Regions from separate parts of the Homo sapiens genome. Here regions 1 and 2 are each linked to region 3. Evidence: chromatin contacts called from ENCODE Hi-C or POLR2A ChIA-PET data. All regions are on one chromosome and are shown on one strand. The core of a region is the stretch at or near the end of the contact, and the rest is flanking DNA. Distances in the headings are between cores, read along the strand shown. Region 1 holds the start of FGFRL1 (fibroblast growth factor receptor like 1). Region 2 overlaps MAEA (macrophage erythroblast attacher, E3 ubiquitin ligase). Region 3 overlaps SPON2 (spondin 2).

Region 1 (4,228 bases), core at 1,729-4,228, 160 kb before region 3:
GCTCTGGGTCTTCTTATTCAGTGGTGTTTGGTGGGACCTGAACTGTATTTAGTCTCGTGTTGATGCTTCCCTACTACGGGGTGAGAACTTCTTCCTGCTCTAACGATGCTTCCCCACTCTGGCTGCTGAGCACAGGCACTATTCCCAGCCCTGCATGGGCTCTGATCCTGGGTGGGTCTTTCCCTGGCCTTGAGTGTTTTCTTCACGCTCCTGCACTGATCTGTGCTTAGCTGAAGCCTCCAGGCAGACCCTCTGTGGGTGTCTGGGCTTCTCGGTGCAGCCCCCTCCTCTCCAGCACTCTGGAGCACCTGTGAACTCCAGCCCCTGCCTGGCCACCTCTGTCTTCCCAGTTGAGGGAGACGCCGGTGGCTGCCTGGGTTTTCTCTGCACCGGCCTGGGCAGTGGGCGGGACTGTCCTCGCTGCCGGGTCGCTTCCCCTCTCTCCAGCACCACGGTCCTCGGTTTCGTGAGCCCAGTGCCTTACGTGCTGTTTTCACACCTATTTTTTTGGTTGCTGCAGCTGAGAGTGTGTAAGTCACTGTTACTGCATCTCCATTCTCTGCCAAGCCTCCTCCACCCGCCTGTCCTTGTCAGTCCCTACACCTGCTGTTCCTGAGATGCCGCCTCTGTGAGGCCTGCCCGGCTCTCCCCCAGTCCTGCCTCTTCTGCCCCGGGGCAGGTGCTGTCGCGGGCAAGCGAGGATCCGTGCTAGCGAACCTGCGCGCCTGGGGCTCACCGGGGCTGGGTAGGTGGCTACAAGAACCTGTCTTCCCGCGGTCACCCCATGGGGTTGGCTGAGGATGGGGCCTGAGACCCCGAGGGTGGCTGACCGCCCCGTTTCAGTTTTAAGGGGCAGGACGTGCTTGCGCCGGCCCCTCGGCTCCGCGCTGCCTGACCCGAAGGGCCGTGGGAGCGGGGAGGGCCCAGTCCCTGTTCCGGGGGTGGGCGAGGGGCGGGGGGCTGCCTGAGGACGGGGCCTGGGCCGGCCGCGGGCTGGGACGTGGCGGGCGGGGCGGGGCGGGGCGGGGCGGGGCGGGGCGAGGAGACGAGGAAAAACGCCTCGGGAGCTGCCGCGCCGGCGCCGCCGCCACCGCCAGAGGGCAGCGCGTGCCGGCGCGGGAGGCCCGGGCCCCGCCCCCGCCCGGCCAGGCCCCGCCCCCTCCCCGTCCCCGCCCCTGTCCGCCTCGGGCCCCGCCCCGTCTGCCGCTCCGCCCCTGGCCCCGCCCCCCGTCCCGGCCCCGCCCGCCAGGGGCCGCGACGCTGCCCGTGCCCCTCCCACTGCCCGCTCATTCGGGGGCCGGCACCTGCCGGCCTGTCCGCTCCCTGCTTATACTTTGCACGCTCGCAGCCACGTTTCCGCACACCTGTCCCCTTTCCACGCACCTGTGTCCGGCAGCCCGCACATCTGTGGGAGCGCTGCCTCCTCGCCAGCTGTCCGGGAAGTTCAGCGCCGCTCTCCCACGGGCGTGAGACCGCCCCACCCACCTGTCCGTGACTGCAGCTCCGGCCGGGAGGGCGGCAGGTGGGCCCCGGCGCTGCTGGCTCCTTGTGGGACAGGGCCGCGGCGGCGGCGCAGGACGTTCTCCCGCCGGGAGGACCACGCGGCGGTCCCTGGACCCTTCCCCGGGTGCACAGCGGCGGCTGCGCCAGCGGGGGCAGGATGGGCCGTCCGAGCGCACCTCCATCCGCCCTCGCGACGCCCACGCTGGCCCAGACGCGGGATTTGGGGTGGAGGACGCTGGGCTGGGAACCAGCACCTTGGGACGGCCGGGTAGTTCGGGCCTTGAGGAGTCCCACACCCTGACAGCTGGCGCCCCCCACGCCCCGCCTAGCTCTCCTCGGCCTGGGGACACCGGCTGCCAGGCCTCTCCAGTTTCAGCCTTTCCTGGGAGGACTTCCTGGAAGAGGGGGCTTCAGGCCCCAGAAAGAGAGGCTGCTCTGGGGGATGGAGGAGGTGCTGGGATGGTGACTCCGCGGAGTCGAGGGTGTGAGGCGGGATGTGGGCAGGCCGTGAGGTTTGTGTTGCAAGACTGGGAGGCAGGATGAGGGGAGGCCATGGGGCGGCTGGAGGTGCGGCCTGGGAGCCCTGCGTGCTGGGCCCTGGGCAGGGACGGCAGGCGAGGCGTGTGGAGGAAGAGCCGCGAAGAGCTGGGCGCTGTCTTCTCCACGCCTCCGTTTCTTCATCTGCTCCTGGGGCCGCCTGCCCGGTAGCGGAGATTGAATCGCATGTTGACGTCTATTACGATGATTAATGTTCTTGTCATTCCCGTCACTAGCAGGTGAGAGGCTGGGAGGCCTCAGGTGGGAACATACCTTTGGCCAAAGGCACCAGGTAACCCGAACGCCCCGGGGAGGACCCCTGCCTGCATCGCCGCGGCCGTCCCCCCCTACCCCGTCCCCAGCAGCTCCGGCTGGGCGAGGCCCTGCTTCTCCCTTCTGCTCCCGAAGACCCCCCGGGGCGCAGACCTGGAAGCCTCGAAGCTCCCGCGGCCGTCCAGTCCGCCCCCTTCTGAGCAACCAGAGAGCGGTCTGGGCCCGGCCCGGGGCTGCGCAGAGGTCAGACTGCCGCGGGCAGGGCCGGAGCCTGCTCTGGGGGTCGCGGAGGTGTCTCGAGAGTTGAGGACCCGACCCGGGCGCGCGCGGGCGCAGGTATGGGGAGGGCGCGGCGGCTCCTGGCCGGTCCTAGGAGCCTGCGGGGACCAAGGGCGCGCGGGCGGGGCCGGGGGCGCGGCGAGGCTCGGGTTGGGGCGGGGCGGGGGCGGGGGCGGGGCCGGACCCGGGGAAGCCGCCCGCCCGCGGGGACGTCCGCACCGCGAGGGTTAAGGCCGGGAGCCCGGCGGGGCGGGGGCGGTGTGCGCGCGCGGATTGGGGAAAAGTTTGGCGGCGGGGCGGGGCACGGGGGAGGGCTGACGCGCGCGGATTGGCCGGAAGTTGTGCCGGGGGCGGGTCGGGGGTCCGGGCTCGGCGCTCGCTCCGGGAGAGTTGACAAAGCCCCGCAGGGAAGGACGCCTCGCGGCGCGGCGCCCCGGGCCCCTCGCCCCGCCGCCCCGGGATCCCGGCCCCGGCCCCCGGCCCCGCGGACTCGCCCCCGCCGCCTGCCCGGTCCGGGACCCCGCGCCCCGAGCGCCCGAGCCCGGACCCCGACCCGGCCCGAGCCGCCCGCGCCCAGGTAGCGCCGCCCCGCCCCGAGACCGGGCCCGGGGGCGCGGGGCGGCGGGATGCGGCGCCCGGGGCGGCGATGACCGCGGAGCGCACGCCGCGGGCCCGGCCCTGACCCCGCCGCCCGCCCGCTGAGCCCCCCGCCGAGGTGAGCCCCCCGCGCGCGCGGCCGCGACCCCAGGTGGGCACACGGGGGAGGGCGGGGGTCCGGGGCGGGGGCGGGGAGGGGCGGGTTCGGGGCCCCAGCTGGGCACGGGTCATGCGCGCCGCCGCCGCTCCTGCGGGCCCCCGGCCTGCCCCGCCCCCGCCCCCGCGCCCCACGTGGGCCCCCCCCAGCGCAAATTTGTCCGCTAATGGCGCAGGCGATTATCTGCGGGGCGCTGAGTGTTGTGTGTCCTGCGGGCAGGGCCGGAGTTACAAGCGCCAGGAATCCAGACGGTGTTTGGAGAGGGGGGGCGGCGGGGGAGCCCGGTAATTAGTGTAAACCCTTTGTCTGCCTTTGATACCCACAGCTTCTCCCCGCTGCGGCTTCCTCCGCCTGGAGCGCGGGCGGGGAGGGCCTGTGGGGAGGGCGGCCAGACCCCTGATCCCCGCGGCCCGGGACCGGGGAGGGCGGTATCTCCCAGTTCCACGTGTTAGTGACGGCGCCCCCAATGTCCCCAGGTCCGGACAGGCCGAGATGACGCCGAGCCCCCTGTTGCTGCTCCTGCTGCCGCCGCTGCTGCTGGGGGCCTTCCCGCCGGCCGCCGCCGCCCGAGGTGAGTTCTGGCGCCCAGCCCGGCCAGCCTGGCCTCCGCCAGCGCCGCCCCCTTCCCGCCCGGCCCTGAACCCTGCCACAGTGCCCGCCTGGCACGCGCCATGCCCCGCCCCTGCCGCCCCGCTCGCCAGGCCCCCTTCCTTCCAGGGCCCCCTCACCCATGGGCTGTCCACAGCACCCACCGGGGCTCCCCTAGCTGGCTGGAGGGGTTCCCCTCATGCGTGCTTGCTGGCCAGGTGGGCTTTAGTCCTGGCTCCCCAGGACATGCTCCTGGTCTTGCAAACACTTTCATACTCGTACCTGCAGTCCAGG
Region 2 (3,680 bases), core at 349-2,848, 160 kb after region 3:
CCGGGTGGCCGAGTGTTCCACAGAAGGCCCATTTGGAGAAGTGGGCGTCTCACGATGAGGTGCTGAGGGTGGTCCCCAAGACGCACGGCAGAACCGCGGCAAGTCCCTGCCCTTGCGTGGACCCTGGAGAGGCCCGGGGTCCTGCTCCGGCTCCTGATGCTGACCTGGGCGCATGGTGGCAGGTCAGGCCTCGTCTTCACGCACGAGGGAGCCAGGCCTGCAACGAGGTCCCTTCTGTGCCTGAGAGGGCTAAAGCGGGGATCTCGGGACCCGGGCCAGTGGAGAGTGGCGTGTGAGCATTGCGGGGACACGGCCAGGGGCCCCCTGTCAAGAGGAGGGGCTCCCGCTCTGCTCTGGCCTCCGTGTGGCCTCGGTGCCTGTGTCGCTGGCCTCTGTCCGGCGGCAGTCTGCTTCCATCCCGAGTCAGCCTCCGTCTCCTTGAGGGCCCCGGCCACTGTCAGCCCTGGAGTCTGAAAACAAAACGTGTCCATCCCGGAGTCCCTCCGTCACAGATGTCTTCATCTAGGTGGCAGCTGGTTCCGCATAGGGTCTGTTGACCTGTTACCCCCACTCCGCATAGGGTCTATTTGCCTGTGTTACCCTGGCTCCGTGTAGGGTCTGTTTACCTGTGTTCCCCCCGCTCCGCGTAGGGTCTCTTTGCCTGTGTTCCCCCCGCTCCGTGTAGGGTCTCTTTGCCTTGTTCCCCCTGCTCTGGGTAGAATCTGCCCTAGAGACTCGCGGGGCCTCCACCTCATAATGTCTGAGCCGAGCTCAGAGCTGTGCCCTCTGCGGCCTCGTCTGTTGCAGGGGAGCAGGCAGGTCCCAGGAAGTGCGTGTCCTTCCTCCCGCAAGCAGACACGTGCTGCCTCGAAGCCTCAGCAGCCAGCCGGGCAGGCATGGCAAACAACACCCCAGTGTCTCGGGGGCAGGCGCAGTGTGAGCTACATCCTCTGCTGGGGCCGTCTTGGGAGTGGTTCTCCAGGTGCCAGGGCCTGGTCAGGGAAGTCCGGCCTCAGCTCAGCGTGGCCCTGGAGCCACCCACAAGGCACACGGGAGCTGGGCTGGGGTGGCAGGTGGGGCATCGGCAGGACGTTTGTGGGGTGAGGGAGTGCGGGTGTTTGGCTGGGAGCCCAGAGGGTGTTGTGTATCACTCACTGAGGCTGGACAAGAGGGAAGGCGGAGAAGCCTGGCCACATGTCTCCTGAGGGCTCCAGGCAGGGCCCTCTCACCTGCTGCCAGGGTCCCAGCCCGCAGGAGCTTCCCGTCCACCTCTGAACTCACGGTCCACATGGCGCTGGAGCGTCGGGCACCATCTACAGGGCTTGAGGCCAGCAGCCTAGCCTCTGGGTCCACTGGGGCAGGCAAGGTGAGTCCTGCTGTCTGTGGAGCCAGCGTGCTGGGCCGGGCAGGGGGCCTCGTTGGCTGGGGTGGCTGCAGCTCCGCCCTGCCTGGGGCATTTGTGGGTTTTTGCGAAATGCAAAAGTATGAGCTGCTAGTGATTAACTTTTAACGCCTTTAATTTTTAGTAAATGAGTAAGTGAATCCCTGACCCCAGGCGGCTGGGACCTGGCCTGTACTTCATGGGCTTTGTGTGAGCAGCTCCGTGCCGTCTGTCGCACACCCACACCTCAGCCTGGCCAGGCACAGTTTAGGAATTTTGTCTTCTGGGTGTTTCTCTCTCTCTCTCTTTCCGTGTGTGTGTGTGTGTGTTTTGAGGTTGAGTTTTGCTCTGTTGCCTGGCACAATCTCAGCTCACCGCAACCTCCGCCTCCCGGGTTCAAGTGATTGTCCTGCCTCAGCCTCTGAGTAGCTGGGATTACAGGCGCCCACCACCACGCCCGGCTAATTTTTGTATTTTTAGTAGAGATGGGGTTTCACCATGTTGGCCAGGCTGGTCTCAAACTCCTGACCTTGTGATCCGCCCACCTTGGCCTCCCAAAGTGCTGGGATTACAGGCGTGAGCCACCGTGCCTGGCCCGTGTGTTTATATTTTTAAAGAAAAATGGAAGTTTTTGTGTTTCTTATGTTAGCTGCATTTAGTTTGTTAAAAGTCACGGTTTTGTTTCCCCTGTGTCCTGTGGATGCATACCGTGCTGTTCTCCCCGGACCTGCTCTGAGGGCCCCACATCTCGGCTGCAGTTCTCTGTGTGTTGGGGCTGAATGCTGGCATCAAACGATCTGAAAAGAGTCAGCCGCCACTGTTAGGTTTTCTGTTTCTGTCTTGGGGTCAGGATTTGTGGATCAGGGACCTGGGGTGCGAGGTGAGGCAGCTTGTTAGGCGGATGATGTCTGTCTGGGGTTTGATTGATGGTGAGATAAGACGCGTAAACCAGGTCATGCAAATGAGATCTTGTAGATGTCAACCACGGAGATTAAATTTCCTCTCTTCAGCAGCTCTGGGAGGAGGTGAGATGCCCGTTGGCCGTGTTCTGTGCACGTCTTGGCGTGTGACGAAGGGTGACTTGTCTCCAGAGATGGAATGAGGGGGTTGGGTGGGGCTCCTCCTGGACTCAGACCCACGCCCACCCACACGCTCCAAGGAGGGGGATGCATGGGCACTGGAATCTCGGATGGCCGTCCCCAGCCCCTGCACACGCACCCTGCGGGGTCAGCCGTGTGGACTCACCCCCGACTCCCAGTCCCTGTATGCACCCTGCGGGGTCGGCCGTGTGGATTCACCCCCGACTCCCAGGCCCTGCACAGGCCCTGGGGCGTCAGCCATGTGGACTCCCCAGGCTGGGTCCCAAGCGTGGACGCCCCCCACTCCCTGCTGCCCCGGGCTCTCCTGGTGGTGCTTCCAACACGTGGTCCCCGTGCTATCCATCAAGGGGCTGCTGGGCCACCTCCTACACTAACTCCAGTCTCTGCGAGACACTGCATCTTCTCCAAGGCCACCGTGAGCGCCTGGCACCTCCTCAGCCCTGTGTTCCTTGGTACATGCCTTGTTCTGGACAGCACAGGGCTGACTCACACATGGGACTTGAGGCCCCTGGTTCTGTGCATTGGGGTCGCTTTGGCAGAGGGGCCCTGAGGGCTGAGAACGTGGGGTGCACAGGGGCCCGTGTGAGGGTCAGGACATGGGGGTGCAGGCCCTCAGGACAGCCAGAGGGACAGTGACCCTGTGTGTGGGGGGGGGCATGAGAATGGGGGCCCTGGGGGTGAGCAGGTGCCCGCTGGTCAGCTTGAAAGGGATCTGTTATGTTCTGCTTTGGTTTCTTGGTTGCCCAGCCTTAGACTGGAGTGGGGTTCTGGCCTGGAGTAGGCCTGTGTGCATCCCGCAGAGTTGGCTCAGGAAAGATCGTGGCTGCATGTGGTGTGTGGCACGCTCAGGGCTGAGAGGGCTGGGCCGGATCTGCAGGGAGTCCAGCCTGTGGGCTGAGGGAGGCTGTTCTTCGGAAGGTTGTGCTGGGCGTCACTGCCAAACAGCAAGGACTGCAGTTGAGAAGACTACACGTTCTTGGTCCGCTGGGGCCACGGGGTCCGTGGGGGCGAGCATCTGGGGAGAGTGGGAATCCTCAGGGTTTGGGTTCCTTGTAAACCAGAATCGCTTTGGAGAGCCCTCGGGGGCAGGTGCCATTTGCAGTTCTGGTGTTTTCCGTGGGTTGTCTGTGTGGCTTGGGTGCCCTGGTCCCCTGGAGGAAGGAGTGTCTGGTAGCTGCTCCTCCAGCCTCTGGTGAGCC
Region 3 (4,320 bases), core at 1,297-3,796:
CTCCCCATGCTGACCCAGTTGGGACAAGGCCTTCCTGAAACTGGGATGGGGTCAACTGCTTGGGTATCTCTGGGAGGCATGTTAAACGCAGGTCTGTAAGTATTCACGTTGCGTTTTCATCAAAACAAACCCAGACTCATCCATTTCTTCCCATGTCCACGGGTGTCTCTGAGGCCCAAACCTCTCTCTTTTGGGACTATTGCAGGGGCTTCTCCTCTCCATTTTCCTGTCTATACCCACTACTCACTGCTGTCAAGATGGCGGCCACTGATGCAGTGCTGTTTCTGCACTCTGCGCCTTCCCGTGCTCCCCACCTCATTCAGGAGAGGGCAGCCACATAGGTCCTGTCTGATCCACCCTCCGGCCAGGCGGCCCCTGTGGGATTCCTCACACAGCATTCCATTACCGGATGGCGTTCCCCATTGGTCTCCTTCAAATCTCAATGCCTCAGCACAACAGTGGCCGTCCTAGTGGCGTGGGGGCCCCAGAGACTTCTGTGATGGCACCCACGTCAACACATGCCCTGGGGCCCCAGAGACTTCTGTGATGGCACCCACGTCAACACATGCCCTGGGGCCCTGGAGACTTCTGTGATGGCACCCACATCAACACATGCCCTGGGGCCCCAGAGACTTCAGTGATGGCACCCACGTCAACACATGCCCTGGGGTCCCTGAGGCCAGGAAAGCACAATAGCCTCTCACCTGGGCAGTAAATGTTCTGGCCCCAAAGTGACGCCTGTCCTACCCCAGGGACCCCCAGCTCCATGCTCCAGGAGGGAGGGCAGGTGGATCCAGGTGTCTGCAGGAGTCTGCACCACAACCCCTTCCCCAGCCTTTCAGTGATCCTACAGGACTTCACAGGCTCCACAGTAGCGCATGGTTCTGTGAGTCTGCTCTTGCAGTCTCTGCCCTTTGACTGGAGTGTTGTGTCCGTCTGTCGAGGCTTCAATGCACCACCCCATTGTGCTGCTCTGGTGTCTTTGAGTTTAGAGCTCCTGGCGAGGTTAACTCGGTCAGCATCTTCTCCTGGTCATGCCAGCCCCAGCGGCCCGGTGGCTCTGACCGTGGAGTTTGCCATGTGCTCTGACTCAGGAGCATCAAGGCTGGTGTTCTGTGCGTTTTATGGGTTCTGATTGTGGGTTCATGTTCCTGGGGATCCTCTTGAGTTCCAAGTACACAGTGTGATCTCTACACAGGATTTACGGCCATTCTTTCAGGGGCCTCCTGGCATTGTCAGTCCCAGGAACCTTAAGAAAACTTTAAGCCAGGGGTTTTTCAGATCTCCACGTCACCTCAGAGCTCATGCGCCCGTGAGCTTGGGCTTAGTTCATTGTTTTCAAGGATGGTGGGCGGGGATGGCGTGCAGGGTGGTGGGAGCTGGGCCTGGGGTCTGGTTCTAGAAGCATCAGGGCTGGAGGGCCTTAGACAGTTACGAGGAAGGGTCGTCTACCAGGCCTCGGTGAGAGAAGTGAGCCCCCACCTTCCAGTCACTGGGAGAGGACTGAAGAAGCAGCCATCCCCCAAGCATCTCCATCCTCAAACCACACAGAGCTCCCGCCCAGGCACTGAGAGGGCCCTGGGGTTCCACCAGGTGAGTGGCACTGGTGGGGAGGCCTGGGGACCCCTGCTGCAGAAAGGGCCACGACAGATTACAGTGAGCCCCTGAGGACATCTTTGAGGTTGGGGCCTCTGAGCTCAGGTCTCAGGAGGTGTCTGCTGGTGGCCTGATGGGCTGCGAGGGTCTTGGTGGTCAGTGGCCCCCCCATGAACAGCAGCAATGCAAGCTGCTCCCACAGAGGAGGGGGCAGAGTGAGGGCTTCTGGGGCCTCGTCCGGATCTCAAGGTGCCCCTTGTCTGAGCTTCTGATCGTCCTGTGGGCAGGCGCGTGCCTGCCGGGTTTGTGGATGCATCTGACATGCCATTTGCTGTGTCTTCTGAAATCCTGTATGGGCCAGGGGTGGCGTCTGTTGTGGGGAGATCTGTAGGTCTCAGGCCTGCCTCCCACACACACACAGAGCACGTGCCTCATGGCCCTGACGGCAGCACCAGGCGCCTTCTGAATGTGTGTCCCCAATTAGCGCACACCACGGGTCCCTGCACTGCACGGGGCCCAGAACAAGTGTGGGGACAGCCAGGGACATTTGTGAGCAACAGAGATAGTCTTTATTCAAACGCAGAGAGATCCATAACATGGAAACACTGACGCTTCCGAAACCGCCCCATTTATTCACTTCTCAAGTGGCCCCCGCTTGGATGCGCCCTCGGGAGAGTGGGCTCAGCACAGCCTAGAGCACCAGGTCTGAGGTATCTGCAACCACGTGGGAGCCAGGCCCCTGGACGATGAAGGACAATCTCCTGGAGCAGCAATAACTTATAAGGAGACATAATTTAGAGTAGCTGGAGCCTTGGGGATGACTTTATCCTGCAGGAGGAGGAGGCTGAGAGCAGACGGGACACGGGGGCCCCTAAGAAGCAAGGTTGGGAAAGGAGGAGGCTGTTTCCCAATGCCCGTGCCGGCCACCAGAGGGCCCTTCAGTGCAGAGATGGTCGGCGCGGCCTCACCGCGGTCAGGAGCAGCGCGAAACCCCCTGTGCCCTCGGCCGCCTGCAGCATGAGCCTGCACAGGAGCCCCCGACACCCCATGGCTCCGGGGGGCCCCAGGGGCTGCGGGGCTCTGGTCTTAGACGCAGTTATCAGGGACGCACTCAGCCTCTTCTTCGAGCTCGGGGCAGGGGCTCCCGTTGTTGGCGGGCTGGACCCGGACGTAGCGAGTCCTGCTCTTGGTCCCGAGCCTCCCACAGTGGCCTCCGCACAGTCCCCAGGACGACCACAGGGAGACCTCGCAGTCCAGCGGCGTTTCTGGAACTGGACCAAGCAAAGGGGAGACCGAGGTGAACGCTCGCGTGAAGAGGCGCTTCGTACAAACGGAAGCCACCTCCCACCAACGTGTGCATTCATCAGAGGCCACGCCCACCCTTCGGGGGCACTTGCGTTTCTCCGCACAGTCGCAGAGTGAGCGGCAAGATGGGATGGCACCATAGCAACCTCGGACACAACCTAGGGACTGGAGTTGCGCGTTTCTACGTAAGAGCCGGAGCTGCCGCTCAAGTCCCTGTGGTGGTGGAACTCCCACATCGTGGCAGAGTAAGGGGCCCCTGGGAACCCCGTGGGAACCCCGGGAGAGGGCGGACACCCCTGCTGTAGAAAGCTGCTCTGCCCGAGCCTGGACCCAGCTGCTACATTTACCCGAATAACAGACAGGGGCACCTGATTAGCTGTCTTGCGGGACCTGGACCCCCCACAGGACTCAGACCTTTTCAGTATCGTTCTCGTTTCCCTGTGTCCCATCTGGTTCCATAATTTTCATAAATTTAAAAATCATCATTTGGTGTTATGGTTAAGTCACTTGGTAATTTCCATGTTTCCAAAGCAAAGTGAAAACACCTCTTTTGCACCCCACAGGCCAAGCCAGCCAGATGGACAGTGTTTCTCTGGCTGTGTGGCCCAGAGCGGGCAGCCCCTAAGGAGGCCAGGAGCCCCGCCTCACTCTGCCGTGCACGGGAGGACAGTCAGCAAGGGCTCGGCTCTCCTCACAAATCTGCGAGTACCCTGCTGCCAGCTTTGTGGCTACTGAAGGATGAGAGAGAGTGGAGAAGGGGGTCAATGTGCAGGTGCAGTGCCTGGACTGGTCTGGAAGCCCTGGCCAGGCCCACACCTGGAGCAGCCCTCTCCAGAGATGCAGGAACAGGGCTTGCAAAGACCTTGGGCGCTGAGGCTTCGCAGGGGCACTGGTGTAGAAGCCAGAGAGCCAGGGCCCCGGGCAGCCCACCTGGGGAGCACACAGAGCTGCTGGCAGATCCCAGCACCCCCCAGCTTCCTGACTGAAACCGAGGTGGTGGGAGCGCCCCTGCCCTGGCTGCAATGAGGAGTCAGTGAGCACTGGCAGTGCCTGTTCTACAGCGAGGGCCCCACCACAAGCCTCTCCAATGCTGCAGAGCCCTGTCAGGAGGCCTGGGGACAGGCATCCAGCGTGTGAGCAGGAAGCCAGAGCTGAGCCAGGCTGGCTTGGCGTGGACCTGGCGGAGCCTCCTGGGTGCCAGCCGCCACATGCCCATCCCAGCCTCTGCCCTCGGGAAGCCAGAAGTCACAGGAGAGACCCTTGTGGGCGGTGGTCTGTGCTCCGTCCCCACTGCCCACTCTGGTCCCTCGGCTGGCACAGCTGGCTCTGTCCGTCTCCCACCCTTCTCTCCATGTCCTGCCTCCTGCTCAGAGCTCATAGCACAGTCTCTCCCCACCCTTCCCCTGCAATACTGCTTCT

The links. Hi-C counts contacts between places; a loop is a spot of excess contacts on that map. ChIA-PET counts read pairs that join two places held with the same protein, here RNA polymerase II (POLR2A). Pooled maps may share reads with other maps.
Region 1: a map of B cell shows a loop between it and region 3 (31-fold over the local background). The contact joins the promoter of FGFRL1 here to the enhancer-like site in region 3. A Hi-C loop is called at or near these places in 2 of 168 maps with a recorded cell type or tissue (B cell and CD8-positive, alpha-beta T cell), 2 of 37 single-sample maps with no recorded cell type and 8 of 50 pooled maps. POLR2A ChIA-PET finds 5 or more read pairs at or near these places in 4 of 52 experiments (AG04450, HepG2, PC-3 and 1 more).
Region 2: a map of right cardiac atrium shows a loop between it and region 3 (2.3-fold over the local background). The contact joins two enhancer-like sites. A Hi-C loop is called at or near these places in 40 of 168 maps with a recorded cell type or tissue (A673, B cell, CD4-positive, alpha-beta T cell and 25 more), 30 of 37 single-sample maps with no recorded cell type and 39 of 50 pooled maps. POLR2A ChIA-PET finds 5 or more read pairs at or near these places in 15 of 52 experiments (B cell, CD4-positive, alpha-beta T cell, CD4-positive, alpha-beta memory T cell and 11 more).

Annotation. Positions count from the first base shown.
Region 1 is chr4:1,008,648-1,012,875 of GRCh38, forward strand. FGFRL1 (fibroblast growth factor receptor like 1) reads left to right here and starts at 2,979. Exons shown (of 7, transcript NM_001004356.3): 1 at 2,979-3,307; 2 at 3,823-3,917. The coding sequence starts at 3,839. RefSeq lists silencers at 802-911, 1,162-1,261, 1,552-1,621, 2,452-2,971, 3,651-3,720 and an enhancer at 1,302-1,934.
Region 2 is chr4:1,328,638-1,332,317 of GRCh38, forward strand. The region is part of intron 5 of MAEA (macrophage erythroblast attacher, E3 ubiquitin ligase); the gene reads left to right. Among named protein-coding and RNA genes, the nearest start is that of UVSSA, 17 kb to the right of the region's middle. Within about 2 kb of position 1,599, at least 6 of the 41 ENCODE cell types and tissues checked have a DNase peak (open chromatin) inside an H3K27ac peak, as active enhancers do; they include CD8-positive, alpha-beta T cell and natural killer cell, where a contact is called at or near this core.
Region 3 is chr4:1,164,790-1,169,109 of GRCh38, forward strand. SPON2 (spondin 2) reads right to left here. Exons shown (of 6, transcript NM_012445.4): 6 at 2,143-2,867. The coding sequence ends at 2,683. All of the region lies in intron 1 of LOC124900647 (nascent polypeptide-associated complex subunit alpha, muscle-specific form-like), which reads left to right. Among named protein-coding and RNA genes, the nearest start is that of SPON2, 5.6 kb to the right of the region's middle. RefSeq lists an enhancer at 2,272-2,521 and a silencer at 2,348-2,631. Within about 2 kb of position 2,547, at least 22 of the 41 ENCODE cell types and tissues checked have a DNase peak (open chromatin) inside an H3K27ac peak, as active enhancers do; they include B cell, CD8-positive, alpha-beta T cell and natural killer cell, where a contact is called at or near this core.